Linked DNA regions of Homo sapiens: region 1 is linked to region 2. A link is a loop called in an ENCODE intact Hi-C map of the cell type or tissue named here. Cell type or tissue: dorsolateral prefrontal cortex. All regions are shown on one strand.

Region 1 (8,000 bases), 350 kb before region 2:
TCTCCAAAAACAGCCACACTAAAGGTTAGAGTTTTAATATGTGAATATTAGAGGGGACATAAGCATTTAGGACATAATACTAACCTATCCAAACATCCCAATCGATTTATCCAATATCATACAAACATACACAGTATTACAATCCACTGAGGACTTCTGCATAATAGAGAGCATCTGAAACACCAATCGCCTAATTACCCAACCCTCAATGGAGTCATTAGTGGGTTTGTGTGTCTGCCGGCTTAGGAACTCTTTGGTGGATGATGGTTTTTTGTCTACCACTTAATCTGTTTCTCTAGGTTTTTAGAAAACACCTGTTGTGCTCAGGAAATGTGGTGGTGTATTCCAGAACCAACAACACTTTTATAACCATTCTTTACTTTCTTATTCATGAAAAAAATATGCACAGTATGCAGAGTCACACAAGGGCCAAATGGAGGCTCACGAGTGCATTTCTTTCATTGCTGAATATTTCTATGAGTGCTTAAATTTCCCAGGTCTCCTGGCTCATCTGCTTCCTCCACAGGCTCTTCCTCTTTCTTAGGCAACAGTTACACCTAATAATGAGAATGAGCCTATGGTAGGCCAGGCACAGTGGCTCACGCCTGTAACCCCAGCATTTTGGAAGGCCGAGGCAGGCGGATCACTTGAGGTCAGGAGTTTGAGACCAGCCTGGCCAACATGGTGAAACCCCGTCTCTACTAAAAATACAAAAATTAGCCGGGTGTGGTGATGGGTACCTGTAATCCCAGCTACTCAGGAGGCTGAGGCAGGAGAATAGCTTGAACCCCAGAGGTGGAGGTTGCAGTGAGTCAAGATTGTGTCATTGCACTCTAGCCTGGGCAACAGAGTGAGACTGTCTCAAAAAAAAAAAAAAAAAAGAGAAAAGAGAATGAGCCTATAGTGGTGGTTACACACTACACCGTGAACATTGGATGCAGACCTCCCGGAAGAACTACTGAGATACAACTTAGAGTCACGTGTCTTCTTGCAGTATCCACCCACAGCCCAAATGGTCTAGCCTCCATTTTTGTGTGAAATCATTAGAGCAGGCTTTCTGTTCATGAGTCAGTGCTATGGTCTGAATGTTTGTGTCCCCTGAAATTCATATGTTGAAACCTACTCCCCAATGCAATGGTATTAAGAGATAGGGCTTTTGGGAGATAATTTGGTCATGAAGGTTTCACCTCTGTGCATGGGAGCAGCACCCTTTTAAAAGAGGCCCAAGGAGCTTGTTAGCCCTTTCAGTCATGTGAGGATGTAGCTAGAAGGTGCCATCTTGGAAGCAAAGAGTGGGCCCTCACCAGATGCCAATCTGCTGGTACCTCAGTCTTGGACTTCCCACACTCCAGAACCATGAGAAATAAATTTCTACTGTTAATAAATTGCCCAGTCTAAAGTATTTTGTTACAGCTACTTGAACACACTAAAAGTAAATTTTGGGTAAATATTTTTTCAAATCATGATGGCAAATATGTACATATTTTTATTTACATATAAGTTATATATAATATGTTATAAATATTATATATAATAGGTATCCAAATATATATTCAAGAGGGCAAAGGCATTGACTGCTATATCCTCAGTGCTAGAATATCATCCAGGACACAGGAGGCACTCAATAAATAATTTGTGAAATGCAGAAGTGAAATACAGTTGAATGAGAGCTACTATGAAGCATGATTTGTGGCATTCAGTGTCTTTGTAACTGATGTACCTGGTAGCTCTGCTCCCCAGAATCCAGCTATCAGTGCTAGAGGAACTGGTATGGGTTTTCCTTTTCTCCAATGAGTCCCTTCCCATCCCTGTAAGATTAGACAGCCCCGCCCATTGTCATGTGACTGGCAACAACTCCCTCTGGGAGGACACTTCTCTGCCCATGATATGGAGCTCAGCTTCATAACTTGCCTTAACAAATGGCATGTAGGCAGAATGACAGATACCACATCTAAGCAGGAGCTTTGAGAGCCACCAAGCGGCTTGACCACTGCTTCTTCTTTTCTGTCCCATGAGAAGACCCTAAATAGGGACGGATTTTCCATCTTGGATCTGGGAATAACAAAGACACATGAAGCAGAGTCTCACGTGACCCACAGCAATCTTTAGCGGCCATGTAACATAAGTGGGGAATAGGGCCTTTGTTGATATAAATCAATGAGATTTGGGGAGTTCTTTGTTACTGCAGTATAACCTCACAGAAGCTGTGACTCTCCAGCCAACCCCAGCCCCATGCTCAACAATTCAGGGGACTTTGCAAGAGCCATTAAATAAAATTTTTCTGCAAAAACAACTAGATTTCACTTGCCATGCTTATAACTAATACCTACTGTGTTTAATGTTATTTCATCATGATTATTAAATGCGGTGACTTTAGGCCAGCTGTCTCATTGGCTTGTAAATCCCACGCCTCAAAAGTGTCCTTATCTGAGCTGGGTGGGTGTCTGCAGTTGAAACTTGGCGTAGAGACCTAATTCCATGTCTGCCCTCACCTGGCCCTGCAGCCAGGGGGATTAAACTGAGACCATGAGGAATGGGGCAGCCCCTATTCCCCTGCCTCCAAGTCTTTCATCTCCAAGCCCCCAACTTTTTTTTTTTTTTTTTTTCTGAGACAGAGTCTCACTCTGTCACCCAGGCTGGAGTGCAGTGGTATGATCTCGGCTCACTGAAACCTCTGTCTGCAAGATTCAAGCGATTCTCCTGCCTCAGCCTCCCAAGTAGCTGAGATTACAGGCACCTATGACCACGCCAAGCTAATTTTTGTATTTTCACTAAGGACGGCGTTTCACCATGTTGGCCAGGCTGGTCTTGAACTCCTGACTTCAGGTGATCTGCCCTCCTCAGCCTCCCGAAGTGCTGGGATTGTGATTATGGGCGTGAGGCACCGTGCCAGCTGATTTTTTTTTTTTTTTTTTTTTGAGACGGAGTTTTGCTCTGTCTCTTGGGCTGGAGCGCAGTGGGGTGATCTCGGCTCACTGCAACCTCCACCTCCTGGGTTCAAGCAATTCTCCTGCCTCAGCCTCCCGAGTAGCTGGGATTACAGGCTCATGCCACCACACCCGGCTAATTTTTGTATTTTTAGTACAGACAGGGTTTCACCATGTTGCCCAGGCTGGTCTTGAACTCCTGACCTCAGGTGATCTGCCCGCCTCAACCTCGCAAAATGCTGGGGTTACAGGCATGAGCCATTGCGCCCGGCCTTCAAGCCGCTCTTAATTGGCTGCACTGAGCGCTGTGGTGGACACCAGAGGGCGATAAATGCTCATTTTGGAGAAAAGAGTGATGAGGTTTTTGGTTTTATTTATTTTTTTCTCCTCTTTCTCTTCATTTCTGTTGGTAAAAGGAATGACTTGGACACAACTAACTAGTGCATCTCATAGCCCTAAAGTAGCAAATATTGTATGTGCATTGCCTGCAGCGTAAGCAGTGAGGAAACAAACCCAGAGAGGTGAAGGTCACATGTGCCCAAAGTCACATGTTGGAAAGTTACCAGAGCAAGGACTTGAGCTAAACCATGTCTCACAGAGGAGGGCAGTGCAAACATGGCAGTTTTCACAGGGATCATCCTGGAAAGTGGTGTCCCTGTCTTCCCGCTAAGGTCTGTGTGGCCCTGCCAGCTACTCAGAATGCTCTCAATATGAACATGAATTCAGCCAGTATTGCTCCCCGGATTGCAAACTCAGTTCCCCATGGGAACCAGGCAGGTCACAAAAATGAGGGAAGCAGGCTAGATGAGCCATAGGCACAGTGGGGACTGTAGCCAGCTGGAGGTCATATGTCGCAAATAAAGAGGTCAGCCACAACTCAGGTCCATCCGCTGTGGCCCCGTTGGAAGGCACAGCAGGAGGCTCAGATGTCCCTATCCCTATACATCTAAAAATCAACATAAAATTCCCCAATTTTTAAATGCTGGCCACAAATTCAAAACTTTTTCAACTCAACTAAGCCTTGGCCTTCTCAACTGTATAAGGGAGAGAACGTCTACACCATCAGCTTCTTGGGCCACAGGTGTGTTCTTTTAGATCTCAGGCCTGATTCAGGGAAAGATCTCCCCACTGATATAGTGCAGCTCCACCGAAGAACAGCTGTGAGAGTTCCCCTTTCTGCAGCACCTCCTCATCCATCTCAGGGGCTTATGAGTGCAGGCATACATTGCTTTTTATTACGCTTTACAGATAACGTGTTTTTTACAAATTGAAGGTTTGTGGCAACTGAACTGAGCAAATTTGTCCGTGCCATTTTTCCAACAGTATGCACTCACTTTTTGTCAGAATTTTGGATCAATTTTTTTTTTTTTTGAGACTGAATCTCTCGCCCTGTTTCCCAGAGTGCAGTGGTGTGATCTCGGTTCACTGCAACCTCTATCTCCTGGGTTCAACCAATTCTCGTGCCTCAGCCTCCTGAGTAGTTGGGATTACAGGCGCCCGCCACCATACCCAGCTAATTTTTGTATTTTTAGTAGAGACAGAGTTTCATCATGTTGGCCAGGCTAGTCTCATACTCCACACCTCAGGTAATCCATCCACCTCGGCCTCCCAAAGTGCTGGGATTACAGGCATGAGCCTCCACACCTGGCCAGGATCAACAGTTTTTAAGTAAGGTATGCACATTTTTTAGACATGCTATTGCATACTTAATAGACTATGGTGGAGGGTAAACATAACTTTTACATGCATTAGGAAACCAAAAAAATTTGTGTGTCTCACTTTATTGCAATATTCGCTTCAGTGTGGTGGTTGGGAAAGGAACCTGCAACAGCTCCAAGGTGTGCTTCTATCTGGAGACTGAAAAAGCGCTGCCCAGAGTAGTCCCCTTTCTTCTGCTTTGCTCTTCCAAAAATCCCTCCCTAAAGGCGTGGCCGATGGTCTCCAATGTGATCCGCTGGGGTTCAAGGAGAAAATAATAGGACTGCTTTCTGTTTATTTTATAGATATATATATACAATATTTTAAATAATTATCATTTAAAATTTTTGTTTTTTGGCCAGGCGCAGTGACTCACACCTGTGATCCCAGCATTATGGGAGGCCGAGGTGGGTGGATTGCCTGAGGTCAGGAATTCAAGACCAGCCTGGCCAGCATGGTGAAACCCCGTCTCTACTAAAAATACAAAAAAATTAGCTGGGCGTGAGTGAAACACACCTGTAATCCCAGTTACTTGGGAGGCTGAGGCAGGAGAATTGCTCCAACCCAGGAGGCAGAGGTTGCAATGAGCCAAGATTGTACCACTGCACTCCAGCCTGGGCGACAGAGTGAGAATCTGTCTCAAAAATAATAATAATAATAATAATAATAAATAAAATAAAATATTTGTCTTTGTGCATAGTTCATATTATGCAAAATGGCTAATAAAATAGTACATACATATCTATTATAAACAAATGACATATATTGGGATGTATATAACCCTACCATGGGTTTAAGCTGATGCCTAAAAAGAAAAATAAACGGGTAGAACAGGGAATTTGGGGAGGGGGGGACATGATTTAATAGTTTCAAAGACTTACCCAAGTGCCACAGTTGTAAGATAAATATAAATAAGCTTTAGAATATGTAAAGTGCTACGCAAATGCTAGTTATCAAATTAGTTAAATATATTTAAATTAGTTATTTTACAGCTTACTTTTAAAACGGTGGCTGCCATTATTAGTGTCGTAGTTGCTATGGCAACATGGCAATGTACAGGGGCTAAAAGCCCCCTGAAGAGTAACCCCTGGACCTTCAGATGTAGTAGGCGGCAGGGCAGGATTTGAGCAGGGGCCTCACTGATCTTTCTGAAATGACTGAGACAGGAACAAATCAATGGCTCAGTGTCTTCTGTGGGAACTCAGCCCCTGTCCTCAGCTACAACCCAGCTATAATGGGCTTAGAGTTCCAATCCCCTTTAAGTGCTTTGGAGAAAAAAATAAAGGTCGGTGGTCCTGCTGAGCCCATTCAAATGCAGGAATGACTGTGTTCAGGAATAGAGAAATGGAAACAGAAAGTGTGGGAAAGTGCTATTAACCACTTCCTGGCCTGAGACTCGGCAAGAGGACAGAGGATAGGGCGGGGTTATGCCAAGCAAGTGCTGGAGCCCAGCTTTCTGGGGCCAGCCTTCTTTCTGTAAGCAGGAAGCAGGGTCCCTTCAAGGCCCTGGGGAACCTCCTTGATCCAGTGCGAGCTTTTGCGATTCAGTGTTGGGCGCTCACTGGGTCCCAACTTGGGCCTTTCCCCTAGGGCTCAATTTCAGGAACTGAAAATTGGGTTAGCTATATATAAGCTGCAACTTCACTTTCCTCCATCACTTGTTAGTTGTATGACTTTAGCATCTGAGTGCTCCATTTCCACATCTTGGGAATGGGCCTCATAATAGTATGTGCCTCACTGGGTTGTTGCTATCAGGATTAAATGAGTGCAATTTTTAAGTTTGTAACTTTAAGGAAACAGTGCAGGTTTAGGGAGGGAAGTGCTAACTCTATTCTGAGGACTCTTGAAGAAAGATCTTAAGACATCCACTTACTAGGCCAGGCGCGGTGGCTCACGCCTGTAATCCCAGGATTATGGGAGGCCGAGGTGGGTGGATCACGAGGTCAGGAGATCGAGGTCATCCTGGCTAACATGGTGAAACCCAGTCTTTACTAAAAACACAAAAAAATTAGCTGGGCGTGGTGGCACACACCTGTAGTTCCAGCTACTCACAAGGCTGAGGCAGGAGAATCACTTGAACCTGGGAGGCAGAGGTTGCAGTGAGCCGAGGTCGCACGACCACACTCCAGCCTGAGCAACAGAGTGAGACTCCATCTAAAAAAAAAACAAAAAAAAGACATCCAGCTACTCAAGACCAGTTGTCCACTGCTGAACTTCTTATTCATTTGTGCACAAATGCTTGTGTGATACATACTGTATACCATTTTTTAAAACAATCAATTGAGTTTGAACTCTCAGCTCCCATCAGAGAAACCCTCCTCCAGTCATTCTGAGGACTCGCTTGGGGCAGATTGTATTTTTCACAGATGGCTGCAACAATATCTCCTTTCTTGAAAACTCTTCTAGAATTTTGTTACCCCCTGGTTAAGAAAGAGACTATGTACCCTGCTCTTGAACCAGGGCCTTGGTGACTGCTTCTACTAATAGGATGCAAAGGAAGTGATCCTATATGACTTCTAAGGCTAGGTCACAAAATGCCATGCACTTCTAAGTGAGTCTTTGTTCTTCAAAACCGGCAGCCAAATTATGAAGAAGCTCAAGCAACCTGTGGAGCAGCCTCATGGAGAGGACCAAAGGCCTCCACAGCTCTGGCTGACCTCCCAGCTGGCAGCAAGTGCCAACTTGCTAGGTGTGTGAGTACACCATCTTGAAAATGGATCCCCAACCTCCAATTGAACCACCTGACATTGCGTAGAGCAGAGATAAGCCGTTGCTGCTGAGCCCACCCCAAACTGCAGATTTATGGGCAAAATAAATGAGTGGGATGGTTTGTTACATAACAGTAGGAAACAGATACCCGCACTCATTCTCTTTACCTTCCTCCACCAGAGATGTGCAAAAGTCTTGGGGCCTTAACCTAGGCCCAGACACTAACAGGGAACTGGCCCCCATGTTCTTGCCTACAAGTTCTTTGAAGTCTCCTGCTCAGCTGTTCATCTTCCACCTTTGGGGTGGGGGAATCTTCTGAGAGCCTGGCAATCCTATAGCCATACCTCTCTGAGGTCTTGCCACACCACCGTCTTCCCCATCTCCAAGTTGGCCATGGATATCTTCTCTCAAGGCTTTCTAGGGTGGTTCTTCTCACCCCTTTTCCCACCTCCAGAACTCCTGGCTCCACCTCTAGAATGGACTAGAGGTAGAGTCTCACTAGAAGTGTCTGCGCTTTCTGCCTGGCAAAATGCCCAAGGTGAGTCATGACAAAGCTTGCCTTCTGCTGGAAGAGAGGGGATAGGGACAATGCTGAGGGAGCCAACCCAATGTGATATTTCAGTGAATGACTCTGCTATGGTTTGAATGTATTGGAAACTGAATCCC
Region 2 (8,000 bases):
TTGGGCCCCCACAGGCTTTCCTGGTCCAGCCTCAGGCTTTGATCTTAGTACAGCCAAGACCTGGGTGAATAAACCTCCACTCATGTCCTTCAGGGCAGGCTCTTGAAAGAGGGGTCCTCTTTCTGGCCAGGACTGACCGTCTGTCTCTCTCAGTGTCTATCTTTCCCTCTCTATCTCTACCTCTATATCTTTGTGTCTTTTTAAAAAATATACACTTCAGCAACTCTCTTAGCTTCTCTTCCCTGCCTTATAATCCTAAAAAGCCTCAAGCCTTGCAGACTTGAATTCTAGACCCAAGGTCACCACCTTCCAAGCCGGGTGACCCTGAGCCAGCTCATCCTTCCTCCAGCCCCAGTGTTCCCACCCGAAATGGAGCTGGGCCCTCCTTGAAGTGTTTAGCATGCAGTTGCTGAATCCCCAAATCTCCAACAGCAATAAGGAGGCACAGATTTTCCTGGAGGTTGTGCGGGAGACCAACGAGAGAGACACAGGCTGGGTGCAGTGGCTCACATCTGTAATCCCAGCACTTTGGGAGGCAGAGGCGGGTGGATCACCTGAGGTCAGGAGTTCGAGACCAACCTGGCCAACATGTTGAAACCCCATCTCTACTAAAAATACAAAAAGTAGCCATGCGTGGTAGCGGGTGCCTGTAATCCCAGCTACTCGGGAGGCTGAGGCAGGAGAATCGTTTGTACCTGCGAGGCAGAGGTTGTGGTGAGCCGAGATCGTGCCACTGCACTCCAGCCTGGGCAACAGAGTGAAACTCCGTCTCAGAAAAAAAAAAAAAAGGAGAGAGACACTGCACAGCAGATGGCAAAAATGGAAACCCTGTCGCTGGCCATGCCTGTTAAGTCTTTCCTTCTCTTTCCCCTGCTGGGTCCTTCAGGCCTCTCCACTGGACTCCTGCCCTAAGGTCGCCTACAAATGCCCCTTGCCCAAAGCCATCAGCTCTCTTCAGCTTGCAGTCCTGCTCAGCCAAGCCAAAGCCCAGCAGTTTTCCTGTCGCCCAGCTGTCAACCCTCACACAGGCCTCTTGGGCCTCCGGTCCTCCCACCACACAAAGGGATTTCAAATACTTTACAGCCCGCAAATCCCATGGTGCCAAACTTTGGTTCTTCCCACAACAGATCTGCTTCTAATACTTATCTGTGCCCAAGAAAAATGGAATAGGCTGGGCGCAGTGGCTCACACCTGTAATCCCAACATTTTGGGAGGCCAAGGCAGGAGGATCACTTGAGCCCAGGAGTTTGAGACCAGCCTGGGCAACATGGCAAAATTCAGTCTCTATAGAAAAATACAAAAATTAGCCGGGTGTAGTGGCATGTGCCTGTAGTCCCAGTTACTTGGGAGGCTGAGGTAGAGGATGACTTGGGCCCAGGAGGTCAAGGCTGCAGTGAGATGTGATCCCGCCACTGCACTCCAGCCTGGGTAGCAGAGCAAGACTGTCTCAAAAAAGAAAGAAAGAGAGAGAGAGAGAGAGAGAAAGGAGAAAGAAAGAAAGAAAGAAAGAAAGAAAGAAAGAAAGAAAGAAAGAAAGAAAGAAAGAAAAAGAAAAATGGAGCAGATATTTATTGAAATCTGCTAAACGCCTTCTATCCTTTCTTCCTTAGGGCTGCCTTAGGATGAAGGTGTTTGAGTCTTCTTTTGACCACAAGGAAGCTAAAAGGCTCAGACAGATTTTGACACTTGCCTAGGGTCACACAACTAATAAGTGGCACAGCTCTCTCTCTAGACTACGCTGCCTCTTTCCAAAGATAAATAAGGCATAGAGAGCCCATGTTGATGGAGACATAAATAAGAAATCTTTTGAGCTATGGATTTGAGAGTGGGGAGCCCACTCTCAAGTTGGAACCTCACTGAGAGTCCCATGGGGGACAATGACGATGACTTGGTCTGTGTCTTCCCAGCCCCTAGCATGGGTGGTGCAAACACAGCATAGGGCTGACTCAGAGCATGTTCATGGACCTTTGTTTAGGGTGTTGAGGCTGGAGTCAGGGGGCCTGCGACCAAACTCTGACTCTGCCATGAACTTGCTGTGTGACCTTCAGCAAGTTGTTGGTTCCCTCTGTATGGAATCAGAGGGTTGGACTAGATGACCTCCTAATCCTACAGGTCTGACATTTCAAGAGAAGATAAAATTGGCAAATAGCCTTTATGTGATACAGCCCGAGGTGGGGCTTGGGTCGGAAATTGGATTTAGAGGATGCGTGTTGCACTTAAGGTCACGGCAGCTAGAAAAATTAAAAGCAATTCAAGGTGCGGCTGGGACTCACTGGCTCTCGCCGCAGGTGAATTCCTGCCTGGCTCACCTAGTGCTTGATGCCTCTGACCCTGGGGCTGGCTCAGGGGAGTGGTGGGTCAGAAGTGCCTAACCTCCCTTTCTGCCTGTTTCTCCTCCCAACTCCTCCACTGGCCCGAGCAGCTGGGCGGGGCCTGCCTGCTGGCCATCGGCATCTGGGTCATGGTGGACCCCACCGGCTTCCGGGAGATCGTGGCTGCCAATCCTCTGCTCCTCACGGGCGCCTACATCCTCCTGGCCATGGGGGGCCTGCTCTTTCTGCTCGGCTTCCTGGGCTGCTGCGGGGCCGTCCGTGAGAACAAGTGTCTGCTGCTATTTGTGAGTACCCCAGCCCCCACCCCATCCATGGGTGCTCTGAGGGGTGTCAGGGATTGGCTGCAGACTCCCAGGCCCTGCCTGGCTTCCATTCAGACCAGTGCTTCCCAAACTGGGGCGGGCTGTCAAAGCAGAAGGGATCATGGAGATGAGCACGTCTGACCCCACTCATTTGGTAGTCAATGGTCCTGAAACCCTGAGACATTCAGCAACTTGCCCAGAGTCCCATGGAGTTGGCAGCAGAGGGGATGATACAGACGCTAGGTCAGGGCCCCTGCAGTGCCTCAGGCTGCCTCTTCCCATGCCTTTGGGACCTGTTTTCTCCCTGGGGTAGCCCTTCCTCTCTCCCACTTCATTTTGCTGCTTTCCTGCAGTCAATCCAGGACCCTTGGCTTAACACACACCTAGTCTGTGTCCGCATGCCAGGAAACTCAGAATAAGGTTTGTGCCACATAGGTCCACCTCCAGGGGTGGGGCGGTCCCCAGCCTTTTCCATCTGCCTTGGTGGCCCCAGCTTCCAGAGCCTGCTTTTGCAGTGGGCCCGTGCCTGCAGTGGGTGAGCTGGCCCAGATGGCGGGGGCCTTGGCATCCAGGTCTGAACAACCAGGTTTCTCCAAGGCATGGTCAGCTGAGAGCACTGACATTGACCTTGATGTTTTTCCACTTGCTTGCTATTAAAAACTCTAATATATAACTCCTTAGTAACATCGCTAAGATGCCTAGTGGATGAGGCCTTCCCCTTGTAGATATGCAATTCTGAAACGGTATGATATGGCCTCTGAAGGTTTCTTATTCATCAAGTAAGTAGCCCTTGAACTCCTATCATGCGCATGTAGTTCACTGGGTGCTGAAGATATGTCGGGGACCAGGAGTGATGGTCCCTTCCCTCACAGACAGGCACAGGGGAGGCAGCCGAGCCGTGCGGATGAGCTGGGCAGTGGGCAGGCCTGGTTTGAGGGTACTCCCTGCTCCATCCCCTAAGGGTGTGCCTCCCATCTAGTTCCCCAACCTCCCAGAGCAGCCATGTCTTCTTGTTAAACGAGGGGGCCGACCAGCTCAGCTATAGATCACAGCCAAACCAGACAAGCAGTGGGTCTTCTCGTTCTCGAGTCTCCTGGATTCCCATGGGTGGTGGCGCTTGGGGCCTCCGCCTGCTTTCCTGTGCTGGGTGGATGGGTCTTCTCTAAGAGGTCCTGGACTTGGAGAACTTCTGGGCTGAGCCCAGTCCCGCTACAGGGTAAGTTAAAAACAGCCCTGTTTAGAGAAGCGTGGGTGTGTCTGGGTAAGCTTGCGGATGCTCCTCATGGGCGAATTCGTGGGCGGAGTTAAATGACAGGGAGAACTGGGCTGGTTGGCTGGGGGGCTCCCTTGCAAGGTTCTGTAGATAAGCCAGCACCAGCAGTGCTGGGAGGAGAGACCTGGCACCATACCTCCTCCCCAGACGAGAGCACACTGCACGGCCCCATTTGTGTCCCGGTGAGATGCTCCCCATCCAAAGGAAGTGAAGTCAGCTGCGAAATGAGTGACAAGGAGCCTTGGGCCTATTTGTCCTTCAACAGCGCAAACACTGCAGACTTCATTTGAAGAGAAACAAAGAAAAACTTTGAGCGCCCCCTGGTGGACAATTCTCTACAGCTTGTCACGGTGCTCGCAGAAGTCTTGGCTGGGGAGCCCGAGGGGACTTTAAAAGGAGCTTGGATATGGGTCCCAGAACAGACCCAGCCTCCCTTTCCCCCTCCTCACCTCGGCCCCCAGGGACTCATTCATTGTTAATGGGCTCGGCTCTGAAGCCAAGACAGGAAGCCAGGCTGGTGTTCTTGGCTGGGAGCAGGCTGGAGCGGCTCTAGTCTCCTCCAGTAAGTGGCTGCCTGCAAACCTGCCAGCCGCCCCAGGACGTCCTCCCTCCCGTGCTATGCGAGGCAGGACTGAGGCCCAGGGGTAGGAGATGTGTCCACGATCCTCCCGAGAGAGGTGATCCTGGCTGCCAGGCTGGGGGCCCTTCGACAAGGCCTGATGGCAGATCCTTCCCCTTCCCCTCCCCACCCCCGCCTCTCTCCCTTTGTCCCCCTTCTTTCTGCCTATCTCTGTGTAGCTCCCTTTCCTCTCTGCCTCTGTCCTCCCCATCTCTGTCCTTTTTTTTTTCGAGACAGGGTCTCAGTCTGTGGCCCAAGCTGGTGTGCAGCAGTGTGATCTCAGCTCACTGCAGCCTCAACCTCCTAGCCTCAAGTGATCCTCCCACCTCAGCCCCCCGAGTAGCTGGGAACACAGGCACGTACTGTCACGCCCAGCTAATTTTTGTATTTTTTGTAGAAACAGGGTTTTACCATGTTGCTCAGGCTGGTCTTGAACTCCTGGGCTCAAATGATCCACCGCCTCGGCCTCTCAGAGTGTTGGGATTCCAGGCGGGCACCACACACTTGGCCTTGTCTTTCTCTTGATCTCTGTTTTTATTCCTACGCCCTTTCCTTGTCCCTGTCCTGATCTCTCCCTCCCCGTTTCCCTGTCTCTCTCTCCACTTCCCCTGCTTGCCCTCCCCTCTCTAGGGCCCCGCCCACACAAGCCTGAGGTCACAGTGTGGGTCAGAGGCAAAGGACGCTTGGATCAAGGTCTTCTGGCTCCCAGACCAGGGCTATCCACAGGCTCTGGATAGCCTGGAATGGACTCCAAAATTTACCTAAAATTATATGCAAAATGTTATGTTATGTCAGGTCCTGTGTATGTGTATTGTGTATACATGGATTGTGTGCATACTCATGTGTATGGGTACAGTGTGTATGTGCACGTGTGTTGTATGTGCATGTATGTTGTGTTCTATCGTGTGTGTTTGTGTGTACATGTGTGCATTGCTTTGTGCATATGTACACGTGCATGGGTGTTGTATGTGCATGGGTGTTATGCATGCATGGGTGTTATACGTGCATGGGCGTTACATGTGCATGGGTGTCATGTGTGCGTGGGTGCACATATATATGCATGTGCACATGTGCCTGTGTGTGCACATGTGTGTTGTGTGTGCATGTGTGTTGTGTGCATGGGGGTTGGGGGGGTTCTGTGAGTGTTTCCAGAGAAAGGCACCAAAGTTTCTGGAAGGTTTTCAAAAAGGTTTATGCCCTAAAAAATAAGAAAAACCACTTCTCCCTTCCCGGCTGAACCTGGACCTAACTGTGTGGTGGTTCCAACCGAAGAGGGCATGGAGCCTCACCCCTGGCAGCTTCTGGGATCCTTCTAGAAGCCTTTCACTGCTTTCTCAGCCTGTCAGAAAGGAGAGAAGGCTTGTCTTGAGAGGGGCCAAAAGAGTGACTTTAGTCAGCCCAGGAAACCTGGCTCAAAGGTTCACAAAGCAAGGAGGCCTTGAGATGGGGCTGACTGTCCCCTTCCCTCTGCTCTGAGACTGAAGTCCTACAGGACCTGGGGACAATCAGTCTAATGACCAGACCACCTAATGATCAATTTATCTATCTAAAGGTCCATTTCCCAAATACTCGTGTTGATCAGTATTACAGCACTCACATGCAATAGGACAATTTCAGCCTCCTATTGAAAATTTGTGGCATCCCTTTTTCTCATTTGCTTACCTTTGAGTATTTCAAGGATTTTTTTAAGCCAACTTATTTAAAAATTCTAATTTTAAAAATATTTTATAATGAAGGCAAGCTCAACTGGAAAAAAGAACAGCAAAAAGAGATGAGTATATTCAAAAAAGATAAATGAGCTGAATTGTACATGCAGTATGTAAATTTGGTAAATATTTATTAGAAATGGGAACTGTGAGCAGACATTGCCTATAAGCAGATGGGTTAGAAAAGCCTGGAAATGTTCCCAACTAGACAACATAGCAGTTTCCTCCCCTTTGCTAATTTTTCCATCCTAAGGAAAGTGATGCAAATTAGAGGATCAGGAATGGCTGACAAAGGTGTCCTTAGGCAAATGGGATGCAAACCCTGGGAAAGGCCTTGATGAGGGGAAGCCCCAGGAATGGCTGGGTCCAGGGGAATTCCCCAAAGGACTTTAACACTGGTAAACTGTCTTAAGCAGGAGGACATTTTCATGCTGGAGAAGGGCGAGTTGGCAGAGGTGGCATTGTGACTGCCATGGGCACCTCAGCCTTGCACTTTGGTTCACAGGATTCACACTCCCACATACTCAAGTCATGCCCAGGCCTTGGGCTTGGGGAGGCCCACTTCCTCCAGTCCACGGCTTCCCAGGTTTATTCTTATATCTCATCTCCTGATGCTTCAGCTCAATGGAAACTCCATGAAGATGGGGACTGAGTCTGCCTTGTATGCATTTATTTGCCAATACCTAGCACAGTGCCTGGCACAGAGCAGGTGCTCAGTAAACAGCCCCGGAGCCAAGGAACAGAGAGGAGGTGGTAGCAGAGGTTTGGCTAAGAGCATGGACTTTGGAGTCAGAAAAGCCCGGGCTCTAACTCCTGCTCTGTCATTTCCTGGCTGTATGACCTGGGGCTGGTCACTTAACCACTCTAAACCTTAGATTCCTCATATACAAAATGAGGATAATCATACTTCCTTCCCAGCCATAGTGTTGCATTCATGATCCAGTGGGAAATGCATGTTTTGCTTGGCTGTGTTTGTGGGATGCCTAAGCACTCTATAAATGGGAAACTAGAAGAATTGGTGCTGAGCCTCAGGAGGCTTTGCAGGCCATGTAGAAACCATAAGACCTCGGGGCTCCTGTGGCTTCCAGGGTAACATGGTGATGAGAGGCTGTGTTCTGCAATCAGAGTTCTTGGGGTGAAGTCCCAGAGGTACTGCCCACCAGCTATGCCAGCTTGGGCCGAGTACTGTTCCTCTCAGCCACAATCCGCTCTCAGTAAAATGGGGGTGTTGCTGATAATAGCATCTGTCTCACTAGATGAGAGGGCTTGATGAGATGATCCATGTAAGATCCGCAGTGTCTGGGTAGCAAGGACTCAGCAGGTAGCTATTGCTATTTTTCCAGAGCCGCCCACACCAGCACTTGTCTTCGGGAAGGATGTGCTTCCTCTGGGCTCTAAGTAACCATCTGAGCAGCTCTCATGTCATGCCGGTCTTGCGAGAAGCACCGCACCTGCATTACCTCGTGGAAGCCATGCGCAGTCATCCTGGATGGCACACACACATCCCAGAGTGACGGGCACACAGAGTACACGAGGCCTGTGATCTGCTTCGTCCATTATTTATCACTGTCCAGGCCGAGGCTGGTGGGCACGCCAGCTCCAGCTCATTGCCGTGGATGGAAACCATTTCTGAGGCTGCTCCTTGCCAGCCTGGGGACCTGCCAGTGGCTCCAGTGAGAGGGCAGAGGGTGGGGAGGGGCTCCTCATAGAGGACCCATGTAATGGAAGCGGATGGCCATCCATCACCAGCCAAATGGAAATGCCAGG

The links. Peaks named below come from ENCODE experiments on the same cell type or tissue, not always from the same donor. Only the 100,000 strongest peaks of a DNase experiment are listed, where the experiment ranks them.
Region 1: a loop joins it to region 2, with 7 times the contacts of the local background. A loop is called at or near these places in 95 of 110 quality-filtered maps.

Annotation. Positions count from the first base shown.
Region 1 is chr11:44,553,584-44,561,583 of GRCh38, forward strand. No RefSeq gene overlaps it. Among named protein-coding and RNA genes, the nearest start is that of CD82, 8.1 kb to the right of the region's middle. RefSeq lists a silencer at 3,122-3,171 and an enhancer at 5,580-6,216. In dorsolateral prefrontal cortex, CTCF peaks have their summits at 3,260 (motif pointing right) and 3,475; DNase peaks (open chromatin) are centred at 3,218 and 3,544.
Region 2 is chr11:44,907,283-44,915,282 of GRCh38, forward strand. It overlaps TSPAN18 (tetraspanin 18), which reads left to right. Exons shown (of 10, transcript NM_130783.5): 5 at 2,423-2,617. Among named protein-coding and RNA genes, the nearest start is that of TP53I11, 40 kb to the right of the region's middle. RefSeq lists an enhancer at 3,725-4,581. In dorsolateral prefrontal cortex, CTCF peaks have their summits at 4,229 (motif pointing left) and 4,436; DNase peaks (open chromatin) are centred at 3,832 and 4,239; H3K4me3 peaks cover 622 bases; H3K27ac peaks cover 300 bases; H3K27me3 peaks cover 109 bases.